Linked DNA regions of Mus musculus: all the other regions are linked to region 3. The links are chromatin loops, found by intact Hi-C in ENCODE. Cell type or tissue: heart. All regions are shown on one strand.

What was found. A loop is a pair of places that touch in the nucleus more often than their neighbours do. Peaks named below come from ENCODE experiments on the same cell type or tissue, not always from the same donor. Only the 100,000 strongest peaks of a DNase experiment are listed, where the experiment ranks them.
Region 1: it touches region 3 in a loop (2.5-fold over the local background); 2 of 42 quality-filtered maps call a loop at or near these places.
Region 2: a loop joins it to region 3, with 3 times the contacts of the local background. A loop is called at or near these places in 10 of 42 quality-filtered maps.
Region 4: it touches region 3 in a loop (2.4-fold over the local background); 8 of 42 quality-filtered maps call a loop at or near these places.

What each region holds. Positions count from the first base shown.
Region 1 is chr15:3,437,241-3,442,240 of GRCm38, forward strand. All of the region lies in intron 2 of Ghr (growth hormone receptor), which reads right to left. Among named protein-coding and RNA genes, the nearest start is that of Ccdc152, 140 kb to the left of the region's middle. In heart, CTCF peaks have their summits at 1,964 (motif pointing right) and 4,495 (motif pointing right); a DNase peak (open chromatin) is centred at 291.
Region 2 is chr15:3,955,216-3,960,215 of GRCm38, forward strand. No RefSeq gene overlaps it. Among named protein-coding and RNA genes, the nearest start is that of Fbxo4, 22 kb to the right of the region's middle. In heart, a CTCF peak has its summit at 2,959 (motif pointing right); no DNase peak of the experiment used is centred here.
Region 3 is chr15:4,023,307-4,028,306 of GRCm38, forward strand. It overlaps Oxct1 (3-oxoacid CoA transferase 1), which reads left to right and starts at 3,122. Exons shown (of 17, transcript NM_024188.6): 1 at 3,122-3,543. The coding sequence starts at 3,466. BC037032 (cDNA Sequence BC037032) reads right to left here and starts at 4,100. Exons shown (of 2, transcript NR_028266.1): 1 at 2,713-4,100; 2 at 1-38. In heart, CTCF peaks have their summits at 3,121 (motif pointing left) and 4,135; DNase peaks (open chromatin) are centred at 2,385, 3,255 and 4,125; H3K4me3 peaks cover 2,702 bases; H3K27ac peaks cover 2,454 bases.
Region 4 is chr15:3,975,325-3,980,324 of GRCm38, forward strand. Fbxo4 (F-box protein 4) reads right to left here and starts at 4,249. Exons shown (of 7, transcript NM_134099.2): 1 at 3,918-4,249; 2 at 2,438-2,673; 3 at 433-653. The coding sequence starts at 4,100. In heart, CTCF peaks have their summits at 3,124 (motif pointing left) and 4,020; a DNase peak (open chromatin) is centred at 4,227; H3K4me3 peaks cover 1,242 bases; H3K27ac peaks cover 1,485 bases.

The DNA.
Region 1 (5,000 bases), 590 kb before region 3:
CTACTGTATTTTAAACAAAGGTGATTCTTTGTTTAAAAGATACTCATACGCTTAAAAACTCAATAAGGAAAAATTAAGACAAGGTTACACACCCTCTTTTTGGTGTATAGGACTCTTGGGCTCAGTGTTTAGGAATGACTGATCTCATGTATGTGACAATTCCATATTTTGACCCTTAAAACTACCATGTTATGTATACCATTTCTCTAAAAATCAACTAACCAAACAAGCAAAAACAAAAGCTGCCTCTGCTATGCTCAGTGCCACGTGTTTGGGCTTTTTTTAGCCAAGCATTCTTCACCTTTACTAGCTTTGGCTGGAGATCCAGTCCTCTAGTTCAGATGTCCTCTATGACCTGGCAAGAGGGGACCTTTGAGGTCAGTGGGGCCCTGGGGGAGGAATGGTAAAGAGTAGAGAGTCTGGAAAGATATTCCAAACGCACTGCTTTCTTGAAGGATAACTCTGCTTCCTGTTGCTTTTCATGGGCATTACCTCTGCAAAATGAGGGCACTGTGCCCCTAAACGGATGAAGACAAGTGTTGTTCAAGTGTAACCTCTTGCCTAAGAGCAGGTATGAAATCTCCAGAGTGTTTGTCCTTTCTACCCAAGCCCAGTGGTTCTTTTTTTCAATTATAGGGTCAATTTCTCTTTTAATTAAAAAATCTTTACATTTATATTTTGAGAATTTCTTATACCATTACTGTAGTCACATAATTTCTGCCCTTCCTTCCTCCAAGTCTCCCCACTTTCTCCCAACTCCTCAAATTCATGGCCTCTTAGCCTTTAATTATTATTGTCATAATCAGACACACATACATATGTAAATAACATGCTGGGTTAATGTATTTTTGTTCATGTATACATGTGTCTAGGGATGACTGCTTGGGGTTGGGCAACCTATTGGGGACTTGTCTGTAGAGAAGACCGATTCTTCTGCTCTCAGCACTTAACAGCTATTAATTATGTAGGGTACATTTCTAACTTTAAAACAAAAAAAAATCACTCATTTAAATATAGTGTTAGAAAAAAGGTGCTTTCTCTTGCCCTAAAGCCCATTATCATTGGACATGGATACTTTAGTTGGAAAGTATTATTAACCATCACAAACCCTGACACATATGTACCCTTTCCTTCTAAATACTTTCATGGACTCTTTGAAAGTTTGGAGAGTGACCTAGGACACAGGAGTGTGCTGTAAGGGCCAACATAGTCAGAGAAGGCTAAGGAGGAGGAAAGAGAATGAAACCATGTTCCAAGGTGCCTAAAAACTCTGACTTCTGTTTTCTTCTTCTACACGTGATAACAGCTTACGTTTATACAGGCTTTTTGAATGTTCTTTATATGTCTCAATCCTCTCAATAACCCTTTGTGTTAAGTATCTAATTATCCCCTTTTATAAATGAGGAAACAGAGGCATAGAACAATGAAGTCACTTCTGTGAGGTCAGCAGGGTCAGCATGGAATCCAGCCTATGTCCTGACCACTATCAGCTGTACTGCCTGCATACTATATAACCACCTGTGACTCTCATTAGGTTAGCATCACTGATAGTACATTAGAAAATGTCTCTCTCAGACCTATGAGTTTACCTCCACCTTTTTTTTTTTCTTTTTAGGTTTCTTCAAATAAAATACACTTTTTGGTATTTATTCAGAATTTCATTTTCAAAACATAAAGATACATATATTCTTTGACATCTCCAAACTTCAAAAGGGTTCATAAGCAGGGGAATAGTACATACTATTTAAGTATAATTTAAAAGCAAAGAAACTATGGAAACAGAAACAGACTAAAAACAACGTCAGAAAATAGATAGCAATTCTTTTTACACCTTATGAAACCTTCAGTGCTTGCTATAGGAAGAGATTGAAAGGATATGTAGCAGGTACCTGATTTATTTATTTATTTATTTTATATATGTGAGTACACTGTTGCTATCTACAGACACTCCAGAAGAGGGCATCAGATCCCATTACAGATGATTGTGAGCTACCATGTGGTTGCTGGGAATTGAACCCAGGACCTTAGGAAGAACACTCAGTACTCTTAACCACTGAGCCATCTCTCCAACCCTGAAACAGGCTCCTGAATCTCAGCTGCCAGCCATTAGAACGTTCAAACTCAAATACATGTAAAAATAAGATACAACCCCAGCATTTATATGGGCCTATTTATTCAATAACAGGCTTAATTGTGAATCCTTTTAGTTGTGGTGGCATCTTAGCATTGTTGACAGACTGTTTATGAGTTAGAAAACTAAAGGAGAAAAATTGAGGAGGGGATAGAAGGAATCCTTGGAGCTGAGAGCCAGGAGGCAAGAAAAGCACCAGTGGGCAGGACAGCAGGAAAGCAGATTCATTAATTCTTGATTTATTAATTCTTCTGGAACCTCAACTGTTGCACAAAACACAGATCGTGTGGAGTAGGAAGGGCTTTTGCAGGCTTTGGATGAGTCTGGTCTGTAGATTCACACGTGTAAACTAACAGGGGTTTAACAGTTGCCCTGGAAGCCTGGAAATTTATTTACCTAGCAGATAACAAAGTTTAGAAGTAGCTGGGCGTGGTGGTGCACACCTTTAATCCCAGCACTTGGGAGGCAGAGGAAGGTGGATTTCTGAGTTCAAGGCCAGCCTGGTCTACAAAGTGAGTTCCAGGACAGCCAGGGCTATATAGAGAAACCCTGTCTTGAAAACAAACAAACAAACAAACAAAGAAAAAACCAAAGCTTAGAAGTGATGAGAAATCCAACTTCAAGATAGTTTTCTTTTCTTACTTTACCAGCCATGTAGGGAGACAGAGCCAATCCAAATTTGAAAAGAAATCCTTCAGTCTCCATTGAGAAGTGTCATGACAGAGGTACACCCCTCCCTGTAGTATAGTTAGAAAGTCGAGGAGCTTGGGGCTGGAGAGTCAGCTCAGCAGGTGAGAGCACTTGTTACATTTGCGGAGTACCTGGGTTCAGTTCCCAGCACCTACACTCTGACGCACAATCATCCGAAACTCCAGTTGCAAACCTGACACCCTCTTCTGACCTCCACTGACACCACACATGCATGCACTCACATACACGTGAACAGGCAAAAGATTTATAAAATAAAATCAATAAATCTAAAAGATATTAAGAAGAGGTTGAAGATGTTGTATGAGAGTATGCTACTAAGAATAATGCTGCATAGCTGTTATTCAAGAAAAATTGGCCAATAGAAACCTCACACTAGTGTGTGCCTTAAGGAAAATTACTAAAATAAGCTAACAAAAGAAGAATATGAAAAACCATCACACACTAAAAAGGGTAAGCTTAAAGTTGTTGGTGATCATATGTGATTTGGGGGTAGGAGAGGGGTAGGCATTTATATTGGTGCTCGAGTTAAGGTTCTGCTCTGCTGGTTATCAAATAAATAACTAGTTTTCCCCAAAGCTGGTAGAAGACAGCAGCTGCCTCATGAAATCTAGGATCAACTGCATCAGCTGTGTAGTTTTTACAATCTTTATCATCCATCCAAAGTTACCTACCTCAACTTAGCTCCTCTGCTAAGCAACTCTGGATCCGGCCCATTGGACTTGCAAACTTTATATGCCCCAGCACAGGGGAACGCCAGGGCCAAAAAGGGGGAGTGGGTGGGTAGGGGGTGGGGGGGTGGGTAGGGGGTGGGGGGGTGGGTAGGGGGTGGGTAGGGGGTGGGGGTATGGGTCTGGGGGACTTTTGGGATAGCATTGAAAATGTAAACGAGGAAAATACCTAATTTTAAAAAATGAGGACTGGGGTTTGTAGAGAGACAGGGTAATTGTTAAACACTAACAACATGAATGCTGAATGGTTTTGCCACAAATACAGTAAGTACCATTAAGTTGGATCGAACATCATTTCCCATAGAAGTTATTTTCATATTACTAAATAGAAGACCAGACAATGAGAACCTTAAAGAAATACAGGAGAGCCTTAATCTACCCAGGTTGCATTGCGGGACTAGCTGTTCCACTAGCTGTGTGATATTCCATGACCTTTAAAGGCTTTTTAATTTTACTGCTTCTTGGATGAGACAGGACCACCCCAGGATCTCAAAGGACCTAGGATGACATCACTTCACAATGATAATACCCAATCAATACCCTTTCACCTTGTTACTTGGTGCCTGGAAGGAAAGAAACCCTGCAACTTTTAAATTTTTCCAAAATCCAAATGATGAGGAGGTAGATGAAGAACTATTTTATTTTTTGAGAGAGTGGAATTTGGGATTTATGTTAGAAAAAGAGGAGGATGGTAGAGAGGAGGAAGAGGGAGAATAGAGAGTGTAATCTTGTGGTAGAAGCCTGAAAAGAAGCTCATGTATAGGTGCCAGTCTATTGTGTGCCAATGAAGTCTAAACAGCTTGAGGTGGTCCTGATAATTCCTGGCATAGTTATGGTCAGTGATATCCAGTGCGGGCATGTGGTGACCTGTGTGCATTAGTCAGTTCTTGGTTGGTTACTATTTTGCTACTTGTCAGCACTTCCACTAGAGGGCAGCAGGTGGAAAGGCGAGGATGTCAAAATGGATTAACATTGATTGGTATTTGATGACAGAGGCTGTCAAGGTTAAGTACTGAGGGAGACAAATCATAAATTAAGTGGGGAAGTGAGTCTCATAGCTAGTGGGTTTCCATCTCTAGTGAAGCCCTGGATGACTGAAGGAGCTCAGCACCAGGAGGAGGATGGAAAAAGCTTTTTATCAAAGGAGCCCTTTTGCTTGTGTTTGGAGTTTTTCATGTGTGCATGAGTGCATACACATGAACATGCACATACACACACACAAACCAGACAGACGGACACACACACACATCAGACACACAGGCACACACAGACATAGACATGTGCATACACAGATGCACACATTCATTCACACTGATACACGCAGATGGACACACACAGACACATACAGAAACAGAAACACACAAAGACACAAGACAGACAGACAGACACACACATACACACACACACACACACACACACACACACACACA
Region 2 (5,000 bases), 68 kb before region 3:
GAGCCTTAGTTTCTTTTTCTGTTGCCAAGGCAGCCTACAAAAGAAAGCATTTAATTGGGGTTACAGTTTCAGGCAGAGCCCATTAAAGCAGAGCAAAAGTGTGCTGAAGGGAACAGAGAGAGCTCACATCTTGATTCTAAAATAGGGAAGAAAAAAAAAAAACACCAGAAAAGGAAAATTTCTTGAAGCCTGAAGCCCACCAAAGGTGACACACCTCCTCCAACAAGACCACGCCTTCTGATCCTTCCCAACACTTCCACCAACTAGAGAGCACATTCTCAAGCATGTGAGCCTATGGGGGCCAACATCATTCCATTCATCATATGTAAATTCCAAGTGAAGACAATCTCTGGCCAGGGGAAAATTCTCTTTAAAGTGGATTAATAATAATAATGGTACAGAATACACAAAATACAGTCCACAGAACTCAAAAAGCTCAGCAAGATGAAGAATCCAAGTGAGGACACCTCTGTCTCCCAGTCCCACTTGTTAGAGAGAAGAAAGCAATCACAAGTGGGGAGGAAGGGAAGGACCTGGGAGGGAAAGTGAACAGGTTGGAGCATGGGGAATGGAGGAGAGATGGAAACCTGACCTGGTATTGGGTGAGGGAAAAGGACTGAAGCCCTGAGAGCCAGCAGAAAGAATGTATACAGGCAACCTCAGGAAATAGGATGTTTCCCCACCCCCACCCCCCAGAATGCACCAGAGACCTGGGAGGTGAGAGACACAACTCTGATTACATGAGCTGAATCTAGAGATCCCATCATGGAAGGGGAGAGTCAAATTCCCCAAAGTTAATTTCCGACTTCCACAATGCACCCTGTGGTGTGTTCAGACCCATACTTACACACATCATGCACCCACACAGACGTGTGTGTGTGTACAAATAATAATTGATTTAATGGTAAAATCATAAAAATCAAATCTAGATATTTCAATAAAATGTTAAAAGAGCAATGAAGCATGTTTGAGGTCTAAACATATATATGCTCCGAGTCTAACCTCATTCTTTCTCCTCTGTCTCCTTCAACCGTCTGAGAATCACACAAATAAAGTTATGAACTTCATTTCTCGTCTAAAGATATGTCTTAACTCTTTAGCATAGAACAGATTGTTTCAGACTCTGTGACCTATGGAGTCACCCACCATATGATCTCATTCATCCCAACTGGGAAAGTGTTATTAGACGCGTTCTCACGCCCGGCCAGGAAGAACACCACAGACCAGAATCTTCTGCGGCAAAGCTTTATTGCTTACATCTTCAGGAGCAGGAGTGCAAGAAGCAAGAGAGAGAGAAAACGAAACCCCGTCCCTTTTTTAGGAGAGTTATATTTCGCCTAGGACGTGTCACTCCCTGATTGGCTGCAGCCCATCGGCCGAGTTGACGTCACGGGGAAGGCAGAGCACATGGAGTAGAGAACCACCCTCGGCATATGCGCAGATTATTTGTTTACCACTTAGAACACAGCTGTCAGCGCCATCTTGTAACGGCGAATGTGGGCGCGGCTCCCAACAGGAAAGGAGTGTGGGAGGGGAGGGAAGTTCTTTGACAACCCTTTAGACAAAAATTGCCCAAAGTCTACATATGTCTATTGTTAAGACACTTATGTATGATTCCCTTGAGAAGTCTATACTTGTCTTTAGGGGTACTGTACTGTTCCTCAAATTCCCCCTCCTGATTCCTGTGCCTCAATACGGGTTAAAAATCTTTTCTGAACAGACTCCAACTTTGCTTCATATTGAAGCATTCTGAAATTTCTTCCTCCATTAGAGTCAAGAGTCCCTGCTCCACCCGGGTTGAGGTCTCTGAACTCTTCAGACTGCCTTGGCTGGGCAGCACTGAGCTATATCTCCTTCTCGCTCTGCCCGTAGTAACTGGAAGTTCCATGCAAAGGATCTGTATGGATGGTTGTTCCAAAGGAAAAAAAAAGGATTTGTTTTTATGACTGGAAACTGTGCTTGTTTTAAAACAAAATTTTGGCCAGATGTAGTGGGGCACACCTTTAATTCTAGCACTTGGGAGTCAGAGGCAGGCAGATCTCTTAAGTTCCAGGCCAACCTGGTCTACATGATGAGTTCTAGGACAGCTGGAACTATACAGGGAGACCTGTCTCAAAAAACAAAACAAACAAATCAAAAATACAAAACAAAAATATTGTCTTCCTCTTTATTATTTCTATGATTAACATGCAGAAATTATAAGGCAAAGACTCACAGCTCAGGAGAGGAGGCCCTGTATAACAAGTTCTCGGAAAGTAAAACTAATATTCTACGGGGTGATGTGATCACCTTAAGGGCCTTCACACATCTGAATACGCCATACGAGGATTTAAAGATGGACAAAGCTGGCAACAACCTGTGTAGATTAGCCCGACTTGTGGAACAGTTCACATGAAACGAGGAAAGCAAATACCCAGACTCGGGAGCCAGATACAGACTGCCGGTAAAAACGACATCAGTGTGACAGAGTGGGATTTAATCATCTTCCTCTAGAAGAGGGCTACCCTGCTGGCAGAGGTGCTGAGAATAAGTCTGCCCCACCGAAGACGAGGTCCGGCTATGATGAACTAAATAAAGGTCGGACCTTGGAGATGGGAGCTGTACCTATTATGCAAAACGTGAGGACTTGAACTGTGGAGGTTTAGGGGAAGCAACAGGGAGAGAAAATGTAAATGTCAGAAATAAAATTTCCACAAACATGAAGAAAACTGAAACCAAGATACGCAGACCCCTATCCTCCTACTCGTTTACCTTGATTGTGGATGCTGAAATGCATCCACTACTAAGTGTGGGTGCTGACGCAGGATGGCCACGAGTTAAAGTGCAGGCCAGCCAGAAGGTTGTACAATGAGACTCTGCCTTGAATAAACACATACATAAATAATCAAACAAATAAGTTATTAACAAAACCACACACAGATAAAGAATATACAAAACCTGCGCAGCAGCAGAGAAACAGAAGAGGGCGCCAGAAAGCTAAGAAAGGTAGTTTGTGCTCATTCCTCCCTTTTTGCCACTTAGAGCTAGCCTAGAAAGCACTAGGTACTCAAATGAAAGGAAACTAAAAACTCTGCATTCACATAAGTTACTGTAATCAAAAATACCAAGTGAAGAGCAAAACATTTCAGATGAGGAGAATTATTGCAAAACAATTTAGGCAATCAAATGAAATATCCTTAACCAAGCATTTGCAGGGATTTAAAGAGTCTGAAAAAAATATATAACTCAAAGTTAAACTAGAAATTTGAAAAAACACAAAATAATGTGAAATGAGACTTTACTGAACTCTGGGACCAAATATAAACTATTACCTCAGAACTGATGACTAAGTTGGAACATATTTAAGATAACACAGGCCAGATCAAGAATATAATAACAAGAACAATAACAAAAATGTAATCACAAGAACAGTACAAACATGGAAAACATAAAAAGACACACTATTCTATGAGTTGTATTACATGTTTGTTTGCAACATAAATTGATATTATAACACAATAGGAAATAAGTTAACCTTGAACATAGATTAACAGAAAGGCAATGGCAGCATATATAAAACAGTAAATATAATAAAATAGTATGTGCTAATTTTACAGACAAATAAAAACAGACTTAACCAACCCTTTTAAAAATTGTAAATTGGCTTACAAAACAAAACTAAACCCTACTATACTATACCTAACATACTCATTTTAAATATTTCAATTCAGAAAGGCTCACTCTAAACATATAAATAAGAGTCTACTAATTTCATTAATGATTTTTTTCATGAGGAAAATTTCAAATTTAAAAATATTAAACAAGACCAAAATTTTACTTCATAAATCTGAAAGGCCTAATTTACTAAAATGAGTGGTTATGGATATTCACTTAATAACACAGACACCATCTTAGTAAGTCAGGTACAGAAGATCCCAATATTATCACAATTGTTAAAAAGTTGCATTGGAAGAGCCTTTTTTCTACTCACTGATTCCCTCGTCTGTATATAGTAACAGTTCCACTTTCTGGAAGTCTAGGGATAGTAGAGGGATATTTTTCAGAATTTAAGAACAGTCTTCTGATAATGGTGGCATAAGGAGTTTATGCACTTCTTATGTCAAAATAGGGTAAGACAAAAACAGATCATCCTCGATCTGTAGCATTGGTTCTTAGAACCAAGAGTTAGAGGGTAAGAATTCCATAGCCAGTATTAAATGTAATGGCATGGGCATTTTTCTATTAAAGATATTTCAGAGAAGTATAGAAGTTGGATTAGTAAGTTAAACTAGACTCAACACTTTTGTATTTTCTTCAACCAAGATACACAGAAAAGCACAAACAAAATATAGTAATTAGAAGGTAATTCTTCAATGTACTTCGATACAAGATTGATACAGTAAATCATGCTTTAAAAAATTAAATATTTAGCTAGCAAATTTTTGCTCTAATTAAAATATTTATGATATTCTAATGAGGAGACACTGAAAATCTCCCAGATGACTTCATCTAATCTTGTCTCTTAAAATGAATAGAATTTGTATAGCCGAGTTTTCTAGTGAGCAAAGAAATAACATTTGATAACAGCAGTATTCTAATTCCCTGAATGTCACAAACACTAAACAAACTCTTTTAGAGAACTTTTCACATCAGGCACTGTCTTGAGTACTTCAAAATGCTTATTTTTTTGAATCTCTTAAGAACCATATGAGGTAGATGCTGTAACTGTTTCTGTTGACTTTATATTGAAGAAAATTTGGAAACATAGAAGCAAAGAAATTTGCCTAAGAGTACAAAACCAGGACTTTAAGTTGTGGTCCCACCCTTGATGGTTAGAACAGGCAATGTTCCATATAGGTACACTTGTTAGAGCCCTCAACCACTCCTCAGTTACTAATGCTGTTTAAGGAGATTATAGATGTTTGAGGAGGAAACACATCAGTGCAGATGGGCTTTGAGGGTCTATGGCCCTGTCCCATTTCCAATTCACTGTCTCTTATTTCTGGGTATGGTTGAAGATG
Region 3 (5,000 bases):
CAGCCCACTCTAGCACCAACTTCTGTATTTAACGGTTGCTGTGATAAAACACAATGATCAAAACCAGTTTATAGAAGAAAGGACTCATTTTTGGGCTCACAGTTTCAGGGGGAACAAAGTCAATTATGGCAGTCTCTCCCTGACATTGGAGAGGCTGAGAATCCAAAGCAGGTGTCCTATGCTGAAGCTGAGCACACTTAGATGGCTGTGTTTTTCTCCTGAAGTTTTCTTAGCACCGTAACATGACTCTCATTTTCATTTTTTGACTGTGTAACTCATATATTTTCATTTTCTCCTATAAAAAATATAACAGGAACAATCTGATTCATTTTAATGTATTACTTAAACAAAATTGAGTAAACATCATTGCTTCAAAGGAATTTGAAAATATTAAGTTAATAAAATAGGCAAATCAATGATTTACATAGTAAAAAATACTTTAGCTTTACAAATTGATAAGAACCTTGAGATAAGTTTTGTTTTCCTACTGAAGGACAAGTGTTTGAAAGATCTCAAACACTGCTTAAAGGACCATTATATAGAATGAGGCATTTATGAATTTTTGTAACTGCCTCATACCACATAGATAAAACTCCTACCACTAGTTAAGCCGGTTAGACGACATTTGAAAACAAGTCTTCAGCTGCCCTGGATTTTCATCCTGGAGGAACATGCTGCTAACCAAAAGGAAAGGGTGTCTTATCTTCAGTAAAGGCATGAGCTATGGCACAATATCTCAGGAGAATGAAAATGAAATCTCTCAAGCAGAAACATTGCCACTACAATCTAACAGGTCACATTTACCTGGTGAAGGACACCTCAACCTACAACCTCAGAACATAACCCTTTCCTTATTACCTGTGTGGAATTTTTTTAAGTCTTTGAATTTCATTAGCCAGTTTTTTTTTTTTTAAGAGTGTGAATGTTAAGTGGTATAAGGTTTTACAAGGAAAATCTCATGAATGTAGAATATTGGTTAGAAACTGCTTTTCAGAGTACTGAGGAAAGTGGCCCTGCAATTGCAGGCCTATAATCCTAGCTACTTGGGAGGCTGAGGCAGAAGGATGAGAAGTTCCAGTCCAGCCTGGACTACAGAGTGTATTTAAGGCTCAGCTGGGCAACTTAAAAACAGAACAGGGGATATACTCATTGGGAATGCCCACGCAGGAGGCCTTAGATTCAGTCCTCAATCCCCATGCCTACATAATGGGAGAGGGAAATGGTCCTACTAATAAGAAATTTAAAAGAATCAGACTTTTTATATGCAAGTTATAAATTAAAATGGCTTTTGTAGAATCAGGAAAAAAGATTGGTACAGAATAAACACTCTTTCAAGTTGAATTGATGCCTTACACATTGTTGAGCTGATGTAAAATGAAGCCGTGGGCTTATCAAAAAATGCAGCCCCTCTCCCTTCTGGCTGTGCAGTACGGAGGCTGGTTTTGCTTTTTTGTTTGTTTTGGTTTTGTTTTTCCTAGCAGCCTTAATTCTGCAGAATAATAAATTTAAAATATCCACCGTCTTCATTTAGGAGAAATACATGTGACCAGCCAAGAAGAGTGAGTCAGATGACTACGAGACAAGTTGCCAGTGCTTTTTTTTTTTTTTTTCCCTTTCACGTGGCCCTGGAAGGAAAAAAGTGGAAGAACAACTGTAGTACCAGCTTTTGTTGTTCCTTCTCAAAACTGCAGCACAACAGCCGCCATGTTAGGGCTAGTCATGGGACTTCGGTTTAAACATTCGAACTCTTCACAGCTTATTAAAATGCGCCCCCAAAATATCCAGGATTACTGAGTTCACTTCTCCTATGCAATCAGATGATAGTTTAACTTGATATTTTATTTCCATGTTAAAACCGTAATCTTTACAGGAGACATTTTTGAGTTAAGGGAGTACTGAGGTAGTTGCTTTTCTGTGCAGATTTTTAAATTCCTTATTCATTTGTTTTGGCGCACATACACAGGCATGCACTCGCTGCAGTGCATGTGAGGTCGGAGGAGGACTTGGCTGGAGTTGGTTCTTCCCTGCTACCATGTGGGTCCCAGGGATCAAACTGAGGTCACTAAGCTTGGAGGCAAGTGTCTTTACCATCTCCCCAGGCCAGTAGACAGGTTTTAATTAAACAGGACTGTTCATCCTTCATTGTATCGGCATACTTTTTAAGGAAGTTAAAGAGTCATTTACTGTTGTCATGGGTTTTGCATCACTTCAAATTTAAACTGTTCTTCCAGGACTCGATGGGCTTTTAATCCAATAAAAGGATTTCCCGGGCTTCCAAGTGGTCTTTTAAACTCGGCGGTGAGTGTAGAACGTCCTGAAGAAATGGTTCAGGCCGGTTGGGTGCCAGTCAAAAGATAAGGCTTGAGCCAGGCACAATTGCACATACTCTGGGATAGGCTGCCGCAATAGAAAAAAGTTGGAGGTCAGCCTGAGCCATATATAGAGTTTCAGTGGGACCTAAGAGAGCTAGAGATCCTTCCTCAAACAAAACAGCAAAAAACAAACTCCAAAACGAAAACCTCCAAAACGATGAAGTTAACCCACCACCGAATATTAGCTAAATTTAGTGCCGAGCATTTTTGTGTTCATTGTGTCCCTTGACTGGCTTTTCTCATACAAAACTGCAACAGGAAGAGCATTACAAGGTGAGGGGAATTATACAACATGGACAAGGACGAGGAGGAGAGGAGACAGACACTTCTGTGCTTATACCTGTTCTGTAATTTCTGGAATTGTTGGGACTCCGGTTCCAGGAAAATTCTGGAACACAGAGTAGGATGATGGGGAACAACAGCCCAGTTCTAATCTTGTCCCTCTGTCGGTTAAGCAGGTCATGTCTCATGAGGGTCAGTCAGCACGCTGCTGGGTTTCAGAGGAAACTAAGGGCAAAACCAGACTTGAAGAGAGTTGTGGGTGTTGGGGTTGAGAAATGTTGGAAAGGTGAGCTGTCTAGATCTGGAAGGAGATCTTTATCAGTGACCCTTTGTACCTGTACTCATTCCAGAGGGCGATTTGGAAAAGTAACACGTTCAGTAAGAGACCCTCCAGGCCCTTGGCAACCCGAAACCCTGGTTGATGCCAAGCCTTGCGCGAGGGGAAGGCAGGCTCTAGCGCCCCCTCCAGCCTGAGTGCAGCGCCCGCCGCTGCGGGTGTGCCCGCAGATGAGCTGGAGCCCAGCACCTCCGGCCCCGGCACAACCCGCGGGGCTCGTCCTAGCTGTGCAGCCTTTCCATTCCTAGCCGTGAGCCCCTCCCTGTCTCGCTTCTTGACAAGCCAGCAGGCAGCAAGGGGCGGCACCGCTCTGAGGTCCCGAGGACGTCACTGACGCGCGGTCGAGCCTCCAGCCCGCCCTACCGCTCGCCTTGCCTTCTCTCTTCTTAGCCGGTGACGCCGCCGCGGCCCCGGGCAACCAGCACTCGCACGCACTCCCGCGCGCGCCACCGTCTCCCGCACCCGGGGCCGAAGATGGCGGCTCTCAAACTCCTGTCCTCTGGGCTTCGGCTCGGCGCCTCAGCCCGCAGCTCGCGGGGCGCCCTGCATAAGGTAAATTGAAGGTGCAGGGGGGCAAGAGGAAGGCCACGCGCGGACGAGCTGCGAGCGGCGCGCGCGTTCTTTGCCCTGCCCATCTCCACCGCCTCTGGTCGGGGATCTGGCATCTGCAGCGCCGTGCCCGGGGGTTGGGGGTGGGGGCTTGGAGACGCTCGGGTTTCAGGGTAGCCCCGCCGCCGCTTGTCTGTCTGTCTGTCTGTCTGTCTGTCTTTGCTTCTCCATCCACTTCCCCGCTGTGCTTGCAGCGGTGGAGAAGCGGTCGAGGCTCTGTGTACCAAAGCCACGCAGCAACGCCTTAGAGACAGACTGTCGGCGTCCAGGGACTCGCGTCCCCATCTCCCGCCACTCCTACAGACTCCAGGCTCCAGGCCGACGCCCTTGGGAAGGGGGTCCCCGGGGCCGTCGCCCTAGGTAAGGGCCGGTTGGAGGAGAGGAGCGGAGAAGGGCGGCGCGCTGAGGCTTGCGCCCCACCTGAGGGAGCTGCTGGCGCCGGCTGAGGCCCAGAACCCCGGGCCGGGTTAACCGCTGCTGGCTCAAGTTCACCGCCAAGTGGGCGGATGCTGTGCGCTGCGGAGGCGGACTGCCGCTCCCCATCCTCCCCTTCCCTATATGGCGGTAGAAAGGGGAACCCGGACTGGAGCTCTTGTCACGGGGCGATTTAGCCTGCCAAGCGTTTGGAAGCAGAAGGAGGGCTGGCGGCGCTCCGCTGCAGTTTGCAAACGCCTCGGTCCTTTATTTTGAATTCCTCTCCGTCCCCTCCGGGTTAGAGACTTGCAATGTTCAAAGACCGTAAAAAAACAAAAATCAAAAACAAAAACAAAAAAACCCAAACACCTTGACCCACAGAATGGTATCCTGAGTCGCCCTCCTAGCAGACTAGCTGGTGGTGGATATTTTTGCTTATACATTGTAGAGGGTCTAGCCTCTAAGCACACATTCGGGTTGGATTTGAGTATGGGACCAAGGAACTGAGTGCTGGAGGAGGGTGGGGAGGAGGGTGGATTCACCTTGGAGTGTTCAGTTTGCTCAGGAGCCTCTTCCCGAACCTGCAAAGTTTTCTTTGAAGAGGTTTCAAATTGCAGTCCTGAACTTAAGAAGAGTGCATCACGCAGGGCATTTACTTGCACTGTGTGCTCTTGAACTCCTTCCCCTGTTGCTCATTTCCTTGCCTTCAATCTCTGAGTGTTGAGAATCTAAAGATGTCATCACAGGACTCCCTCGTGTGCTAGGGAATGGTTCAGAACTGAGTCATTGCGTTGTTAAATTCCTCAAAGGAGGCATTTGGGTAATTGCATGCAAATTTGGATGCACTTAACCACCAGCCAACCTGCTGCAAGTGATGGAGCAGATGCAAAAAACCAGGACACAGGGATGTCCTTGGGCCAAGGTCAAAAACTTTCTTTTGACAGTGCATGTTTGTCTAAGTTTAAATTATTCACCTCTAGTCTACC
Region 4 (5,000 bases), 48 kb before region 3:
CTTATGTTAACGATACATTCCCACCTCACCAAGAGGCCACATGCTGTTTCATGGATTTTTTTTTTCTGTACAGGGGAGGTAATGATATAGATCCTTTTTTAAAATCCCAATATATAAAAATTAATTTGCAAATCTATATTCAGTGGTTTTCTTGGTAAATTTCTCTCAGGATAAACATGAGAAATTTTGAAATTTATTTCTGTTGAAATTTATTTTTAACATATAATTAAATTCTAAATTATAACAACTTGAAAAACTAAGAAAAAAGTACTTCTTATACTAATTTTTTTCCCATTTAGTAGGACCGGGGCCCATTCACCAATTTCTATATTTCATTACAAAATTTAATTTTTAAATGTCTCTCTGTTTAACACTAATGTCAAGCTCCAAGTACTATTATGACTATGTATTGTATATTAACATGAAAATTACCATCAATCTGTCTGTGAGGTAAACCAGCAGTTGGGCAAAGGTCCTCAGAAGACATCAAACTCAACACCAAGGATGTGTTCAGTTCTTCCAAACCTGGTCCAAACATAGCAAACCGGGGTTCATTCTGAATGATCAGTGAGTGTAAGAAAGAGGTAACCACTCCATACATAGGACGGCTGGCTTTCAAGGCTCTTCGCGTATATGGACAGCACATTTTATAACTGCATAAAATTGTCACAATTAGAAAATAAAATAGAAAACATTTAACTTGCTGTTCATTTGAGAATATATCATTTACTGAGTCCTCTGTAAGACACAGTAATGTAAAGATTATAGTTTCAACCCTCTCAGTACAGGATAGATACCATTTTAACATGTATGTAGATTGCTGTGACAAGGAAAAACACAGATGCTAGAGAGTGGGGGTGGTCATAAAACTGCGGAACCCTCCCTAAGGAAGACATTATTTACTTTCTTTAATTTAGTTTCTTCCATAAAAGACGTGTTCTAATGTTTGTTTGAATAGTTGAAACTCTTCCTGAGAAAGGTTTTATCCTATAGTCTGTGGCAGTATCTGAACAATTTCATGTTCACATTGGGGAGGAGAAGGCTGTGATAGTAACAGCGACTCAGTAGAACCATAGATGTTAGCACATGTCCTACAACTTCCAGGACAGTCCCCCAAAACTGTTCCAAAATGTCAATAATGCTAAGATTGAGAGCCCCCATAATAAAGATATACTGCAGATACTTAGCGTTAAATCTCAGAAATGTAAAAACATGACTAAAGCCACTATCAAGCTTCATAATCACCCCTTTAGTAGTTTCCACATAAGAGTTGATTCAAAACACTAAATAAAAACACAGGGAGGCCCGACTAGACCTTGCTGAAAATTAGCAAAATAAAATCACGTGACAGAAACCATGATGGCCCAGCAGGTCCAGGGCTTGTTACCAAGCCTGGTGACTGGAATTCAATCCCAGGGACCCACATGGTGGGAGCAGAGACTGGACTCCAAAAGGTTGTCCTCTGACCTCCATCTGTAGCATGTAATATGCGTACCCACCCACATGTACATACAAAAAAAATAAGAGTAATTTTTAAAGAGAAATGCCAGTGGAATTTGAGATTATCTATAGAGATCATATACATTTTGATCTAGTCGTCTCCTGTTATCTGACATGATAACTATTGTCTGGGATGGAGAGATTGAGCAAGAAAGTAGAGGAGGAAATCCTATATGTAGCTACTGAATCAAAGTAAAACCATTCTTAGAGCCAAAGGACAAAGATTCTTTGAATTTGCTTTATTATGATTTAAATGTGGAGTTCACAATAAAGCAAGTTTTACCTATGTACAGTGACATATTCTGAGGGTACACAATAATATTAACCAATTCTTTACACCCTATATTATATGCAAACCATGTAACTTCTCTGGCCCCCTACATCCCTAACACAAAGATAAAGTCTTTAGGTTGGAAAAGGACATACCCAGAGCAGACGCCCATAGAATCCAATATGCAGCATTTGCTCAATAAAAGCAACTTTCTCATGTACATGATACTCAAGAAACTTGGAGGCTTTCAGGCAGTTAAATAATAATAATAATAAAAAGTATTTCATGTAGTCTTAAAAACAGTCTTCTTCCCCATCAAAAAGAACTGTTTCCTGATCTTTGGAAATTCTTCCTCTGAGTATGAATATGCATATACAATTTAACATAATGGAAAGTACTACAAATATTATGAGAAGTTTAAGAAAATTTTTTTTCTTGTCTACCATACCAGATATAATTAATCAAATACTGGTTAGTCACCACAGGAAAATAACAAAAGATTAAAGCTCTAAGGGACCTATGAAAAAAAGTCAATTAGCTCAAGGCCTAATTTTAACAAGGGGCATTCAGACAAATCCTATGCAGCAAGCTAACGTCAGGGTCAGAACTAATGTGCACTATTTAGAGTTTAGTATCTCTTGTCAATTCTCAGAAATAGATACTTACACCTCCATGTAATCAAGACAAGTGCTGTCGGTGACCTCAGATATTGGCTTTTTTAAGATCTCTAGATCTGGAAGTGACTTCCAATCAACCGAAGACCAAGAAGGGAGATCCCGCAACAGAAAGTATCTCCAGAGAATTGGGTCTCTTATAGTTTTGTTCCAGTAATGATCTGTACTTCCCAGCTGGCACAGATCGTGGGGTGAAAGAAACGACAAGATATACAACTGCACATCAACCTGAAAGAGAGGCAAGCAGCATGAAAGAAAGAGGTCATCTGTCTGGGGCAACTGTTTGCGGTGGCCTAATCAGTAAAGAATCATTGTACTGAAGGTCGCCTGAATGACTGGTTCTTTAAAATACATAAGTCTATCTTAACATCCCTCCACCAATAGAAAATTCAAAACTAAACATTTTCATCCCTAACACACCTGAAATGTTGCAAACTCAAGCTCTGCCTTTCTATTTTTCAAGCAAAGTAACCAGTTCCTTTCATTTCTTTCCATGAGTATGTTGATGTACCAGTTACTAATTTGTTCTTCAAAAATAAATGAGTGTCAAGTGGAGATTTTTTTCAAGCTGGAGAGATGGCTCAGAGGTTAAGAGCACTGGCTGCTCTTCCAGAGGTCCTGAGTTCTATTCCCAGCAACCACATGGTGGCTCACAACCATCTGTAATTTGGATCCAGTGCCCTCTTCTGGTGTGTCAGTGACAGTGTACTCACATATACATAAAATAAATAAATAAATAAATCTAAAAAAACAAAGTGGCGGTTTTTCTGATTTTATCACTAGATCAAATGAAAGCATGTGAACCTGTCATTTGAATTTCTCTCTATAGAGTATTAATCAGGTTCCGAGGACACCTGAGAGAAGCTTGGAGGTAACCTAAGCCTGTGGCTTTCATTTAGAGTGAATGTCAGTGGGATGTACTAATAACCCAACTGAGATAAAGGAATTGTCATCAACAATGTATAATCTATTTATTTATTTATTTATTTATTTATTTATTTATTTATTTTATCTTTCTCTGAAACTTTAAATTGCATGCATCCTCTTTGCAGCCTGACCTAACTTGAGGTACTTGTAACTTTACTGGTTTCAATTATGTGGCAGTTTTGTTGCTTTGGATATGTCAGAGTTGCTTGCTCTAGGCGACCCCCCCCCCCCCCTAACTGGAATACATTGACTAGGGATTAAAATGTGCAGAAGAAAGACACTGGAATGCCTTCCAAGCTAACCCACTTCCTTCATCAGATTTCCAGACATCCAAATAGGATGACTGACAACCTGTGGGTGATCTCGCTGGTCATTAGTGAGTGTTGTAGTGCGACCTTGGTTGGCAGGGGGATACCAAGAGTTACCATCAAGGCAATCCTGGCCACTTCACTTCCAGGCGAGCACACACCCGGAAGTGGCTGCCCTGCCGGCCCAGGCCCCCGGCCTGCGGCGGTCTCTGTGCGCGGCCTGCGGCCTCGGCTCACCGGCAGCCGCGTCAGCGCGCTCGTCTCCTCCGCCGCCTCCTTCCGGGAGGCCGTCGGCGTCGCCCGCTCCTTGGCCACCGAATACCAGAAGGTCCTCCAGCCGCTCAGGATGGCTGCCTCCAGGCGGCCCCAGTCGCTGGCGGGCGGCGGGGAGCCGGCTCCGCGGGGCTCGCTTCCAGCCATGGTCGCAGGCTCCGCGCGACACCGCGGGGCGCACGGGCTCCCCAGCCGCTCGGCCTCCGCCTCCGCCCCGCTGGTACGACCCGGGCTGGTCGGTTGGGCAGGGCTCCAGGCCGAGGTGGCCCGGAATGACTCACCCCGTTAGCCCAAACCCTCCCACACTACACATCCTCCGGGTCCCTCCCTGCCTCTGTGCGTCACCACAAGGACCTGGGAGCTAGGGCTTGTTGAACAGCCACCCTTTTTCTGAAATCTTGCTTCCCCTTAAGCGTTAGATATTAAGTAGGCTGTATGTGTGCTTCTGTGTTTTGGAATCAGCAATCTACCACTTGGAGTTGAGCAAAAACTGAGCCCGTGGAGGCTATCAGGAGCCTTATGTGTTATTAAAGATAACCTTGGCTGACTAGAACATCGTGCTGTGGAGAAACTATTGTAGATGGGAAGCCAAAACTGCCTCAAGCGTAGCTCTTTTAATATTAACTTCAATCTGGTTTTGGTCTAACCTCATGAGGTTGGGTGAAACTTGTAAGCTTTGCTTAAAATTTTATTTAACTACATGTATGTGGATATATGCATGAGCACTCAGGTTCCAGCAGAGGCCACAGGCATCACAAACCCTGGAACTGGAAACCACACCCTTGAGAGCCACCTACTCAGGCCCTCTGAAAGAACAGTACATTCTTATAACTGCTGAACCATCTCTCAAACACCTGCCCCCTTTACCGATTTTAAAGTAAATAATGTTGTAACATCTGAAAGCCAGGCAAGATGTAGCCAATTTTATCTAGGCTGTGTACATAATGCCCTCATCAGCGTAGGTGGTATATGTATTTGATGTATGGTCTTTGTTTTGTGGCTATAATAGTTCTTGCAACTGCTTCCACAACTTGGTGTGCCAACCTG